Linked DNA regions of Homo sapiens: all the other regions are linked to region 3. Evidence: chromatin contacts called from ENCODE Hi-C or POLR2A ChIA-PET data. All regions are on one chromosome and are shown on one strand. The core of a region is the stretch at or near the end of the contact, and the rest is flanking DNA. Distances in the headings are between cores, read along the strand shown.

Region 1 (2,700 bases), core at 120-2,619, 260 kb after region 3:
GATTCACACTCCAGAGGTGGGACTTGAAGCTCGAGAGGAAAGCCCAGGAGAGACCACCTCGTAGAGGAGCCCCCAGAACTCATCTCCCTGGCCAGAGGAGAACCCACTGCAAGGAATGCCTGTCTTGCAAGAGCAAGTGCAACCTGGCAACAGCAGGCTCCGAGCCCTCCTTGTGCGGCCAGAGAGCCACTGCGTACAACTGCCAAGGGTACGACTGCCCTTCTTCTCGGCTTCTTTCTGGAGCTCCCCAACTAACACCCATTTCCTGGGAGAAATAAAACCGAAACACACTGTGCTGGGTGGAGGAAACAGGCACTCTCTCAACACCACTGGGGAGTGCAAATTGATGACACAAACTCCTTGGAAGGTACTCTGGCAGTATGGTCAAGGCCATAAATGCACATGGTCCCTGATCCAGTAGTTTCTGGAAGCGGACCCACCAGGATAGTTTCACATACATGCAAATGAGGGGAATCACTGTGCTGCTGTTTAGAACAGCAAAATATTGGAAATAAGAGAAAGGCCCACTGAACACTGGTACATGTTAAAATATATCCATACAAAAACAAGACAACCTTATGTATATCAATAAGGAACAACTGCCAAGACACATGATGTGGACAACAGAAGACAGAGATCCGTGCCTATGGGATGCTGTCACCTGGTTAAAACAAGGTTCACATATGCGGACTCAGGAAAGACACAGAACTCGAGGGTGGGACAACCTATTCAAAAAAATATATCCTGCACATTATTTTCCACTGTTTAAGTAGTAAATTTGTCAGTTAGCTCATGAGTCAATCTAAATGCCACAGCTAGATCACCAGCGGTCTTTTCCAAATTCTATTACTTAGAGAACTGATTCATAGAAAAAAAAGACACTGATGTACAAACTCTGAATACAGTTCATTAAAAAATTGCAGCCTCTTAGCTGGGCACAGTGGCACAAGCCTGTGATCCCTGCTACTCAGGAGGCTGAGGTGGGAGGACTGCTTGAGCCAGGAGTTTGAGGCCAGCTGGGCAACACAGTGAGACCCCGTTCCCCCACCTCAAAAAAAATTAGAGCTTCTTGTACTTGACTGTTGGTTTTCTTAAGCACGTCCTCCCTTTAACACAGATAGCAAGACTATGTCCTGCCCAATACTATCAAAATTCAAGGGTGCAGTTCCCAATCAATGAGCCTTTGCTGTAATTCCAGCTTCCCATCTGCAGGGGTCAGCCTAGTGTCCTGCTTTTTTCCTGTTCTCTTCTGTCTTCCTTCTGCCTGGAAGGTATATGAATGACCCAAGGTTGCTTGACTTGTTCACTATGGAGTTGCGGTTAAAAGTAGGCCCTTGCTCCCCCTGCTGGCAAAAGAGGACTCTGGCTCTGCCCTTGGAGAAGCCAGCGATAGGAAACAGGCTGGATGGGAGGAAACTGAGGCCCAAAAATCGGCTGAGGGAAGGACGCTTGGGCAAGGCTGCAAGGATTTTTCAAGGGTTTTGAAGAGGAAGGTAGATCGTAGCCACAAACTGCAAAGGAAGTAAATGGGAGAGTGGGGGGAAAAGGTGATTTTTTTTTAAAAGGCATAACTGTGGCTTATGTAAATATTTTATGGTATTTGAGAAATAAGAATCTGGGTTCAATTTTAAAAAAGAAGAGCTGAGCTTTGGAGCTGAGTGCCCCAGTTCAAATCCTGATGCTGCCACTCCTGGCTGTGTGATGCCAGGTCAGTCACTTAACCTCTCTCTCTTCCATTTTCTCAGCATTAAAATGTTGATACAGGGTGAATGTCCCTTAACTGAAAGGCTTGGGGCTACAAGTGTTTCGGAGCTCAGATCTTTGCAGATTGGGGAATATCCACACTATATTACCAGATGAGCACTCCAAATTAGAAAATCCAAAATCTGAAATGTTCCAGTATGCATTTCCTCTGAGCTGCATGCCGGTGCTCAAAAAGTTTTGGATTTGGGAGCATTTAGGATTTGGGATTTTAGGGTCCGGGATGCTCAACCTGGAAGGATCTTAAGGTTGTGAGGATTCAATGAGATGCGACATGTAGTAAGCACAGAGGTCTCTGCCAGGCACACAGCAAGGGCACGATGAAGCTGAATGTTAGCCACTGCCATGATTTAGAATCCACTCAAGGATTTCAGCTTTTTTTTTTTTTTTTTTTTTTGGAGACAGGGTCTCACTCTGCTCCCCAGGTAGGAGTGCAGTGGCACGATTACGGCTCACTGCAGCCTCAACCTCCCGGGCTCAGGTAATCCTCCCATGTCAGCCTCCCAAGTAGCTAGGAATACACACGCACCACCACGCCTGGCTGATTTTTGGTATTTTTTGTAGAGGCAGAGTTTTGCCATGTTGCCCAGGCTGGTCTTTAACTCCTGGGCTCAAGCAATCCACCAGCCTTGGCCTTCCAAAGTGCTGGGATTACAGGCGTAAGCCACCGTGCCTGGCAATTTCAGCTTCTATAGCAAAGGTAAATGCCCCATATTTACACTAATCTTATTTGACAAATAGGCAACATACTGCAGGGATGTTTCTGCGCACGGCCAGGAGGAAGGAGGGCTAATTTATTTAGCAGTTGCTTAGTACCGTATTTTCAGTTAACACACTTCCAGAAAGGGACATACTGCCTTTTCCCTAATTAGATACCACTCCGGGTGACTGCCCACAGAAATCCACGCAATGACATCCTGTAATTCTTTACCAACTGTG
Region 2 (2,821 bases), core at 225-2,724, 360 kb after region 3:
ATTCAAATATGAGGTCAGGCCGGGCACAGTGGCTCCTGCCTGTAATCCCAGCACTTTGGAGGGCCCAGGCGGGTGGATCACCTGAGGTCAGGAGTTCGAGACCAGCCTGGCTAACATGTTGAAACCCCATCTCTACTAAAAATACAAAAATTAGCCAGACGTGGTGGCAGGCACCTGTAATTCCAGCTACTCGGGAGGCTGAGGCACAAGAATCGCTTGAACCCGGGAGGCGGAGGTTATAGTGAGCAGAGATTGTCACTGCAGTCCAGCCTGGACAACAGAGTGAGACTCCGTCTCAGAAAACAAGAAGTCAGACTCTCCACTGTAACATGGCATTCTGAGGCCATGTGAATCTTTAGAAGAATGGGATCGCAAAGGGACTCCTGGAATTCCAAACAGATCTATCAATAATTGAATGAGGTAGTTTCAGATGGCATGAGCTGCAAAGAAATGAAAAGGGGAAGAGGACAAAGAGCTGATGCTGGTGTGGGTACTGTGGCCTGGGCCATCAGGGAAGGTCTTTCCGAAAAGATGTCATGTGAGCTGGGGCCTGCATGGGTCTGAAAGAGCCAGGCACCAGAAGCTGAGTGAAGGGCAGGGCCCAGGGAACCCTAAGAGGAAAAAGCACTGGCAGTAAACAAAGGGAGTGACAGGAGGGAAATTCGAGAGGGAAACCAGGCCCAGACCACGCAGGCTGTGGAGAGAAGCTGAACATTACTCTAACTGAGATGGGTACCCATCGAGGGACAGGAAACTGGGTAGTGAAAAGATCTGATGTAAGTTTCTAAGGGAGGGTCTCTCTGCTAGCAGGAGGAGGACAGACCCAGATGGCAACAGGAGGCTGGGAAGTCTTTGAGATCAGAGCCGGGGCAAGGCAGGGTGGGGCCGGGGTGGTAGCCCTGACAGCAGAGCAGTGGGTGGTGTGAGGTTTATTCTAGGCACTTGTGACTGTATCGGACAAGAAAGAGAGGGCAGAGGAGGAGGCAAGGATGAAAGCTAGAGGGTGGCAAGGCCCTGGGGGGAGATGATGCTGGGGTCACAGGCTGTGGCCTTGTCCCCAAGTCCTAAGGCATCAAAAACAGACAAGGCCAGGTTTGGTGGGAACTCACTAAGTCAAAAGAAAAGGCCCCTGCAAGTGCCTACACTTCCTCATCTTCCTAACCACGGGGCACACTCATTTGTATCCCAATGAGACACATCCAGTACCTGCACCCTCCAGCTCCCTGTCAGAAGCCACCAGTGGTGGGGCCGCCCTTCACTGCATGTTTACCACTCTTTCCTCAGGGCCCTACGCAGAAGTCTGTCTGCGGTCATGGATCTCTTCCTGGGCCTACAGTAAGGCATCTGTCCTGACAGTAAGGCATCTGTCCTGCCCAGCAAGACCCGCCTTCCAGGCTCCAGTCATCCGCATGCCCCTGAGCAGGCTGGCGGGGGCACTGGGGGCCGAGGCTTCTTGGTATGTGTCTGTGAGTGCCATGGCCGCATTCTTGAGAGCGCACCAACGCATGCCACGGCCCGGGGCCCTCACAGTCACAAGCTCCTGAGCAGCAGTTTCTCTGCAAGCCTGGGAAACAGGTCGTGGGCGATGACCTGCACCCACTTCATCTCCATCTGCCAAATACAGTCTGATGAATTCACCCAATTCTTCCCTTTATCTTTTCTTTCCTCAGGGAAGCACTCAAATATGAGACCAACACCCTGTCCTTGTGACTGCTTCTTTACCAAATTCTGCTGACAAACCGTTTTTCCACCAAGCCACCACAGACAAGTGATTAGTTTGGTCATTGCCAGGATTAAGAAAACCTGCCTATTATGCCCCATTAGATTCACAGTAACTTTCCAAAATTTCAATATGTGTTCAAGCATTAAATCTGTGGCATAAAGAAGAAAGCAGCAAAGGGAACTGGGGGGCCTAAAGAACAGAAGAGAAACACAAAGGCTGTCAGGTCTAATTGTGCCTCTACGTTACCAAATGACTTTCATTTCCTTCCTTATAAGAGAAATGAATACTGATCCGTCACTGTTAACACTCAGGTACACTGACGTACCCAGTAGACCTTCCAGAAGGGCAACTGGCAATATGTATCAAAAACCTTTAAAAGTTTCTATTCTTTTGATGTAGAAATTCCACTTCTAGGAATTTATCGTAAGGCCATAAGAATGTACAAAAATGGATCATGAAGATTCTGGGAGAAAAACTACAAACAATAGAAGCATTTGAGGCTTAGGGAAATGAATCATGGCCTATCCAACACCACAAGGATTTCCATGTAGACAGGATTTCCATCCTGCTAGCTACACGTTTTGAAGTGGGGGAGCAGCACCCAGGTGGCCCCCGGGTTGCTGGCTGTAGCACTGTCATAACCAAACCAAAGCCTCCCCTTGTACCTCTGAAAAAACCCCTTGAGAAGCTGATGAAGGATATGGACCTCCTCGCCCAAAAATAGCAAACCCAAAAACCAATAACCAAACATGAGACTGCACAAATGTTTGCATGTAATTTCAGGAAGCCTTAGAAGTCCAGAGGAAAGCAAATTATTCATATTTAACAACAAAAAAATCATCTTGACAAAATGATGAATTCTGAAAATGATCAACTCTGGCCAAAAAGAAAAGGGTGGAGGAACTTGTCTTTGGTTAATCAGCACACTACAAATTCTACTTGTATCCCTTGTATCCTCTTTTTTTTTTTTTTTGAGACAGTCTTGCTCTGTCACCCAGACTGGAGTACAGTGGCACAATCTTGGCTCACTGCAACCTCCACCTCCCAGGTTCAAGTGATTCTCCCACCTCAGCCTCCCAATTAGCTGGGATTACAGGC
Region 3 (2,868 bases), core at 210-2,709:
GCCATAATAGTCTTCTCTGCATGATCCCAATTTTATATGTGCTGCCAAAGGGAGTGCGAGATTACCATCTTCTAAGTCTGTGGTTCTATTAATAAAACCTTTTTTTCTTCTACCCCAGCATATCTGAGGAATATGACACAACCCCATTAGGTGGCTCACCACAGGTGGTGATTCTCAAAAAATAATCACTATTCTAGGACAGCACGGTAGCTCACGCCTATAATCCCAGCACTTTGGGAGCCAGAGGAGGGCGGATCACGTTAGGTCAGGAGTTCGAGACCAGCCTGGCCAACATCGTGAAACCCAGTCTCTACCAAATGATATAAAAAATTAGTGGGGCGTGGTGGCAGGCGCCTGTAATACCAGCTACTAGGGAGGTTGAAGCAGGAGAATCGCTTGAGCCGGGGAGGTGGAGGTTGCAGGGAGCCGAGATCATGCCACTGCACTCCAGCTTGGGTGACAGAGCAAGACTCTGTCTCAAAAAAAAAAAAAAATCACTATTCTAAACATGGTATTACTATGCCCTAAATGCATTTTAGTGATTTATTGTTCACACAGATGCCTAAAATCTTCCTGCAACTTACTTCTTTTCACTATTTAAAACAGATGTAGCCCGTCTGTTGTACCCTCATTCTGTCAGAACCCATATAAGAACTATTAAACACACCATCCTGAAGTTATCCCTGGGGGACTCCCACGTTGCTATCACTGGGACCACTTGGCCCTCCCTTTAGGTTCCTGACTTTAGGCTGATATACCGAGGTCAAAATAGTCTTCCTAGTCCAATCAACTAAAGGTTCTGCAGGATGGATGACCTTCCCTGACTCTACGTTAGGCAAGCCCGTATCACCTTACAGAAGTACTGGGAGAGCAAAGGTCTTAAATGATGCTGGCTTTCAGCCCCGCGTCAAATGTGACTTTAGGGAAATTACTTTCCGAGCCTCAACTTACTCCTCTACGTTAACGACTACTTCGTAGGGCTGCCGCGATGACTACCACAGTGCCTGGCACACAGTCAACACTCAATAAACAGCAGTTATTGCCACTATTGTGACCGCCCCAGGAAGTAGCTAGGGTAACTCAACAGCCGTGCACGAGACCAGGATGGGACTGGGAAACTGCATTCGGTGGGGCTATCACGCCAGCGGCGCGGCAGACGCGCTGGTGAGAGCTGTGAACGCGGTAAACTGTTCAAGCAGGAGGCGGGACAGCCAGCACCGCGCTTCGCCTTTCAGCTGGGCTCCAAGGCAACGCCAGGACTAAAGAAGGGAGGGAGGCCCCGGTTAGTCTCTGACCTTCATCTCCCGCTCGGGAATCATGGCATCCATCTCGTCTCCCATCGCGCCGCCCTCAGTGTGTCGAAGCAGCCAACGCTGCCTCCCACGGCCTTGCCCACGGAACCCAGGCCGCTCGACAGCAAACTTCCTCCCCTCAGCGCCAGCGGCGCGCAGTTGACCTCGCATTTCCGGCGCGCTTTGGTGACGTCAAGCTTGGTCAGAGGAAGCCGCGGAACCTAGCGAAGCCGCGCGTTCTTCCGGCCGCCGCTCCCCATTGGCCAGCTCGGGCTGAGTAGTGGCGTGGCCGTGAGGTCCCTGCGCCTGCGCCCTGGATGGTCCTGGTGCCGCTCCCGCCTTCGCAGCCAGCGCGGGCTTACCTAGTGTTAAGTCTCTCTTCTTGGGTGGCCCACGCCTAAGCGACCTATGCTTCTTGTTCTTCTGAAATCTTACAGTTCCCCTTAGATGTAGGTTGGCTATTGGTAGCTTCCGATTCAGATAAGTTTGGAACTTGACAGATGTTTTCGGGGGGCTGCTTTAGAGAGAGGCTTTGGACTATGCAAGGGGAGGAAGGGAGGTTCAGAAAAACGGGGTCGGGGGGTCGGCAGGGACGACTCTTAAAGTGTGGAAGGTGGAAGGCTGGGAGGGGAGATTAAAGGGCACCGAAGACCAGCTTTGTTTGCTCCTATCAAGGTGATCCTTTCCAGAGCAAGAGCCATATCCATGTCTAGTCGCACGAGTTTGTGCCAAGTCCTTTGCAAAAACCTTCAGATGTGGGATCTCATGTAATCTTGAAGACATCTTAGTCGTCCTAGGGGTTATTTATTTAATTGATGAGACGCGGGTGGCTCATGCCTATAATCCCAGCACTTGGGAGGCGGAGACAGGAGGATTGCTTGAGACCAGGAGTTTGAGACCAGCCTCGGCAACATGGCGAGACCCCGTCTCTATAAAAAACAAAACAAAACCACAAAAATTAGCCAGCAGTGATGGCATGCGTATGTAGTCTCAGCTACTCGGGAGGCTGAGGTGGGAGAATTGCCTGAGCCCAGGAGGTTGAGGCTACAGGGAGCTGTGATTGCACCATTGCACTCCAGCCTGGGTGACAGAGCCAGGCCCTGTCTCAAAAAGTAAATAAAAGGCCGGGCGCGGTGGCTCACGCCTGTAATCCCAGCACTTTGCGAGGCCGAGGCGGGCGGATCACGAGGTCAGGAGATGGAGACCATCCTGGCTAACACGGTGAAACCCCGACTCTACTAAAAATACAAAAAATTAGCCGGGCGCGGTGGCGGGCACCTGTAGTCCCAGCTACTCGGGAGGCTGAGGCAGGAGAATGGCGTGAACCCGGGAGGCGGAGGTTGCAGTGAGCAGAGACAGCGCCACTGCAGTCTGGCCTGGGCGAAAGAGCGAGACTCCGTCTCAAAAAAAAAAAAAAAAAAAAAGTAAATAAAAATAGGCTGGGAGCAGTGGCTCACGCCTGTAACCACAGTACTTTGGGAGGCCGAGGTGGGTGGAACACCTGAGGTCAGGAGCTCGAGACCAGCCTGGCCAACATGGTGAAACCCCGTCTCTGCTAAAAATACAACAATTAGCC
Region 4 (2,700 bases), core at 98-2,597, 290 kb after region 3:
CCACCCGTCTCGGCCTCCCAAAGTGTTGGGATTACAGGCTTGAGCCACCGCGCCCGGCCACATTTTTACTCTTATATTCTTAGTTGAAAACAACAGAGAAGTCCAAGTGCCACTCCATCTCTGAAGCACAGATAGCCTTTCTGCTGAAGGCAATGGTCTGGGAGCACCAGTCTCAAATCAGATCAATTTCATACCCACCTAGAAGCTACGAAAGTGAAGACCCATAACCCTTAATTTACTTTTTTTCCATTTATAAAACTAAAGACTACAACAGGAAAGAAAAATAAAATAAAACAGATGTAATTAGAGAAGGAGAGTAGGTAGAAAGAACGCAAAAGTGAAGCCCTCCTGGCCCTGAGCTTCACTTAAGGAAACGAACATGACACCCCAGTACTCTGGGGGACTCCTTGGAAACGCCTTCTTAAATGGGCTCCCCTCCCCTGAAAAGAGAGCGAATTCCTAAGACCTCTTCGTGGTCTGTAGATAAGATGGGGGTGGGGGAGATGGAAAGATCACTTGAAATTCTGTATCCATAAATGGTAGAGTGGTGCTCCTTGTGTACATGATGCTTAATGGAAATCGCATGTTTTCACAAACACGGGTCGATCTTTTTAACACACAGTCCCAATTAACGGTGGAAATTCCACAACGTGGGATCCCAGGGATGTTAAGGCCTGGCGAGTTGGCTTTCTCAAACTTTTTCGGGGGAGCCCGCACTGTGGGGCCCCGGACGCCGCCGTCACCATCCGGCGTGGCTCTACCGGGGCTGGTGCCGGGGCTGGGGGCCACGCTCCGCCGGCGGCGCCTAGGGGCCATCGCGAGAAAGAGAAAGAGACAGAGAGAGAGAAAAAGAGAGAGACAAGAGAAGAGAAAAGAGACAGACACAGAGAGAAAGAAAGAGAGACAGAATATAAGAGAACTGAAGAGAAGAGAAGAGAAGAGGGAAGAAAGAAAAAAAAGACAAGACCCGGGGAGGGCGCAGGCGGGAGCGCGCGGGCGGCGAGGCCTAGGAAGGGCCCAGCAGCAGCGGGAGGGCGCGCGGCTACTCAGCCCAACCCGTGCGGCCCGGGCTTACCTTCCAGATAACAGCTGGAGGACGAGGACAGCCCCTTCTTGGATTTGCAGCCCACCAGCTTCAGGCAGATCTCCAACATTTTCCCGCGCCAGCACGTCGGGGGCCGGAACCCCTCTCCCAGCTCGGTCCGCGGGCCCGGCTCAGGCCCGGCTCGGCCCGCGCGCCCCCCCGGCGCCCCCGGCCCCGCCAGCCGCCCTCACCGCCGCCCCGCGCGCCCGCGCCCGCCCATGGCCGCGGCCGCGTCTCCGCCTGGCCGGGACGCGCCTGTTAACAAAGGGCCCGGAGAGGGCGCCCGCCAGGCCCGCCCCCGCCCCGCCGCCGCCTGCGCCTTAACCCCCTCCTGGCCGCGCCCGTCCGCACCCAGGGGCCCCTGGCGTTCCCGAGGCCGAGCCCGGCCCAAAGCCACCGCCGCTTTCCAAAGCCAACCCGGGCCAATGGCGATCCTCGCAGGGGGAAGGCCGCGCGCGGCCCGCGGAGGTCTTTCTCCGCCTGGAAGCGCCGTCCCAGCCCCGGCGGGGAGGGTGCAGGCCTGCTCCACTCCACTTTAGAAGCCGCGCGCAACTCCACCGCGGCCTGGGGCGTCTCCAACCTGCACCGCTTTTGGCGAGTTTCCCAGTACGCGGTGCCAGGCAAACCCTCTGACCCGAGAACGCTGGTGAAAATGCATATTCCTCTGCAGTTACCAATACTAACTGGTCTCATTTCTACTCAACGCGCGTCCTGTGATTAAGGCTGAGGCAGTGGGTGTCTGGGGAGGAAGTCAGAGCTGGCACCCACAGGACAACCACACGTGCGCACGACACCCCGGTGAGGCCGCACATCCAGACCAGGATATGAGGTCAGGCTGCGAACAGACGGGTGTGAGTTCAGAGTGAGAGGACTTAGTCCCTACAATGAGAATTTTCGGAGGCACGGTCTGGGCCTCTTCTCTGATTCATTTTCTTTAACAGAGAACTTTTCCTCTTCCTTTGGCCGAGTGCCACGGGGTGAGGGTGGGGGGACCATTGTTTAAAATCCATTTCATTCAATTATTTTAAACTCTTGTTTGGACTGACCACAGACAATGTTATAAAGCAGCAACAATCACAGTCGTGTTACTGGCGCACACCCAGAAATCTAGGTCAGAGGGAAACAATAAGGAACTCAATGGCACCAAATAATTCAATAAAATCAGGTAAGTTCCCCTCATGACAGGAAAAGGAATTTATTTCATTTATTTCTTTCATAAATGGTGTTAATCACAAAACTGTAAAGGGGGAAGTTTAGTCCACATCTTCTAGCCATGAAGAGTAAGAGCTGACGTGTATTGTGCTCTTCCTATGTGCCATGTTACCTTCATTAACTGTATTGCATCTGCGTAATGATTCTGTGAGGAAACAGATTATCCCAATTCTTCAGGTTTAAAAACAAACAAACCCCACAGATGCTCAGAGAAGTCAGACACCTTGCCCACAGCTGGAAACAGGCGGAGATGGACTCAACCCAGGTCTGCCTGGCTCCAAGGATCAGGCTCCCGACCAGTGGATGATGCTGACCCTTCACATCAAGAATAAATTCCAAGTGGATTAAAGCATTGGATATCTTTGGTCAAATAACTAGCATTGTCATTATATGTTTCAGAGAAA

Evidence for each region. Hi-C counts contacts between places; a loop is a spot of excess contacts on that map. ChIA-PET counts read pairs that join two places held with the same protein, here RNA polymerase II (POLR2A). Pooled maps may share reads with other maps.
Region 1: a pooled map shows a loop between it and region 3 (2.8-fold over the local background). The contact joins the enhancer-like site here to the promoter of NUP214 in region 3. A Hi-C loop is called at or near these places in 5 of 50 pooled maps. POLR2A ChIA-PET finds 5 or more read pairs at or near these places in 3 of 52 experiments (K562, Panc1 and RWPE1).
Region 2: a loop to region 3 is called in a map with no recorded cell type, with 8 times the contacts of the local background. The contact joins the enhancer-like site here to the promoter of NUP214 in region 3. A Hi-C loop is called at or near these places in 1 of 37 single-sample maps with no recorded cell type and 2 of 50 pooled maps. POLR2A ChIA-PET finds 5 or more read pairs at or near these places in 2 of 52 experiments (WTC11 and activated naive CD8-positive, alpha-beta T cell).
Region 4: a pooled map shows a loop between it and region 3 (17-fold over the local background). The contact joins the promoter of ABL1 here to the promoter of NUP214 in region 3. A Hi-C loop is called at or near these places in 9 of 50 pooled maps. POLR2A ChIA-PET finds 5 or more read pairs at or near these places in 2 of 52 experiments (HepG2 and K562).

What each region holds. Positions count from the first base shown.
Region 1 is chr9:130,865,205-130,867,904 of GRCh38, reverse strand. The region is part of intron 4 of ABL1 (ABL proto-oncogene 1, non-receptor tyrosine kinase); the gene reads right to left. Among named protein-coding and RNA genes, the nearest start is that of QRFP, 30 kb to the left of the region's middle. RefSeq lists enhancers at 1,129-1,423, 928-1,429. Within about 2 kb of position 1,369, at least 3 of the 41 ENCODE cell types and tissues checked have a DNase peak (open chromatin) inside an H3K27ac peak, as active enhancers do.
Region 2 is chr9:130,764,829-130,767,649 of GRCh38, reverse strand. It overlaps a transcript of ABL1 not described here. Among named protein-coding and RNA genes, the nearest start is that of ABL1, 69 kb to the left of the region's middle. RefSeq lists enhancers at 1-402, 637-686, 697-756, 967-1,026, 1,057-1,226 and a silencer at 2,041-2,090. Within about 2 kb of position 1,474, at least 8 of the 41 ENCODE cell types and tissues checked have a DNase peak (open chromatin) inside an H3K27ac peak, as active enhancers do.
Region 3 is chr9:131,124,177-131,127,044 of GRCh38, reverse strand. It overlaps NUP214 (nucleoporin 214), which reads right to left and starts at 1,459. Exons shown (of 36, transcript NM_005085.4): 1 at 1,296-1,459. The coding sequence starts at 1,340. It also overlaps the pseudogene RNU6-881P. RefSeq lists an enhancer at 1,261-1,560.
Region 4 is chr9:130,833,901-130,836,600 of GRCh38, reverse strand. ABL1 (ABL proto-oncogene 1, non-receptor tyrosine kinase) reads right to left here and starts at 1,347. Exons shown (of 11, transcript NM_005157.6): 1 at 1,076-1,347. The coding sequence starts at 1,154. It overlaps LOC124902287 (a long non-coding RNA gene), which reads left to right and starts at 1,773. Exons shown (of 2, transcript XR_007061822.1): 1 at 1,773-1,882; 2 at 2,136-2,700. RefSeq lists silencers at 774-823, 1,294-1,603 and enhancers at 1,240-1,765, 2,004-2,053, 2,074-2,123, 1,766-2,292.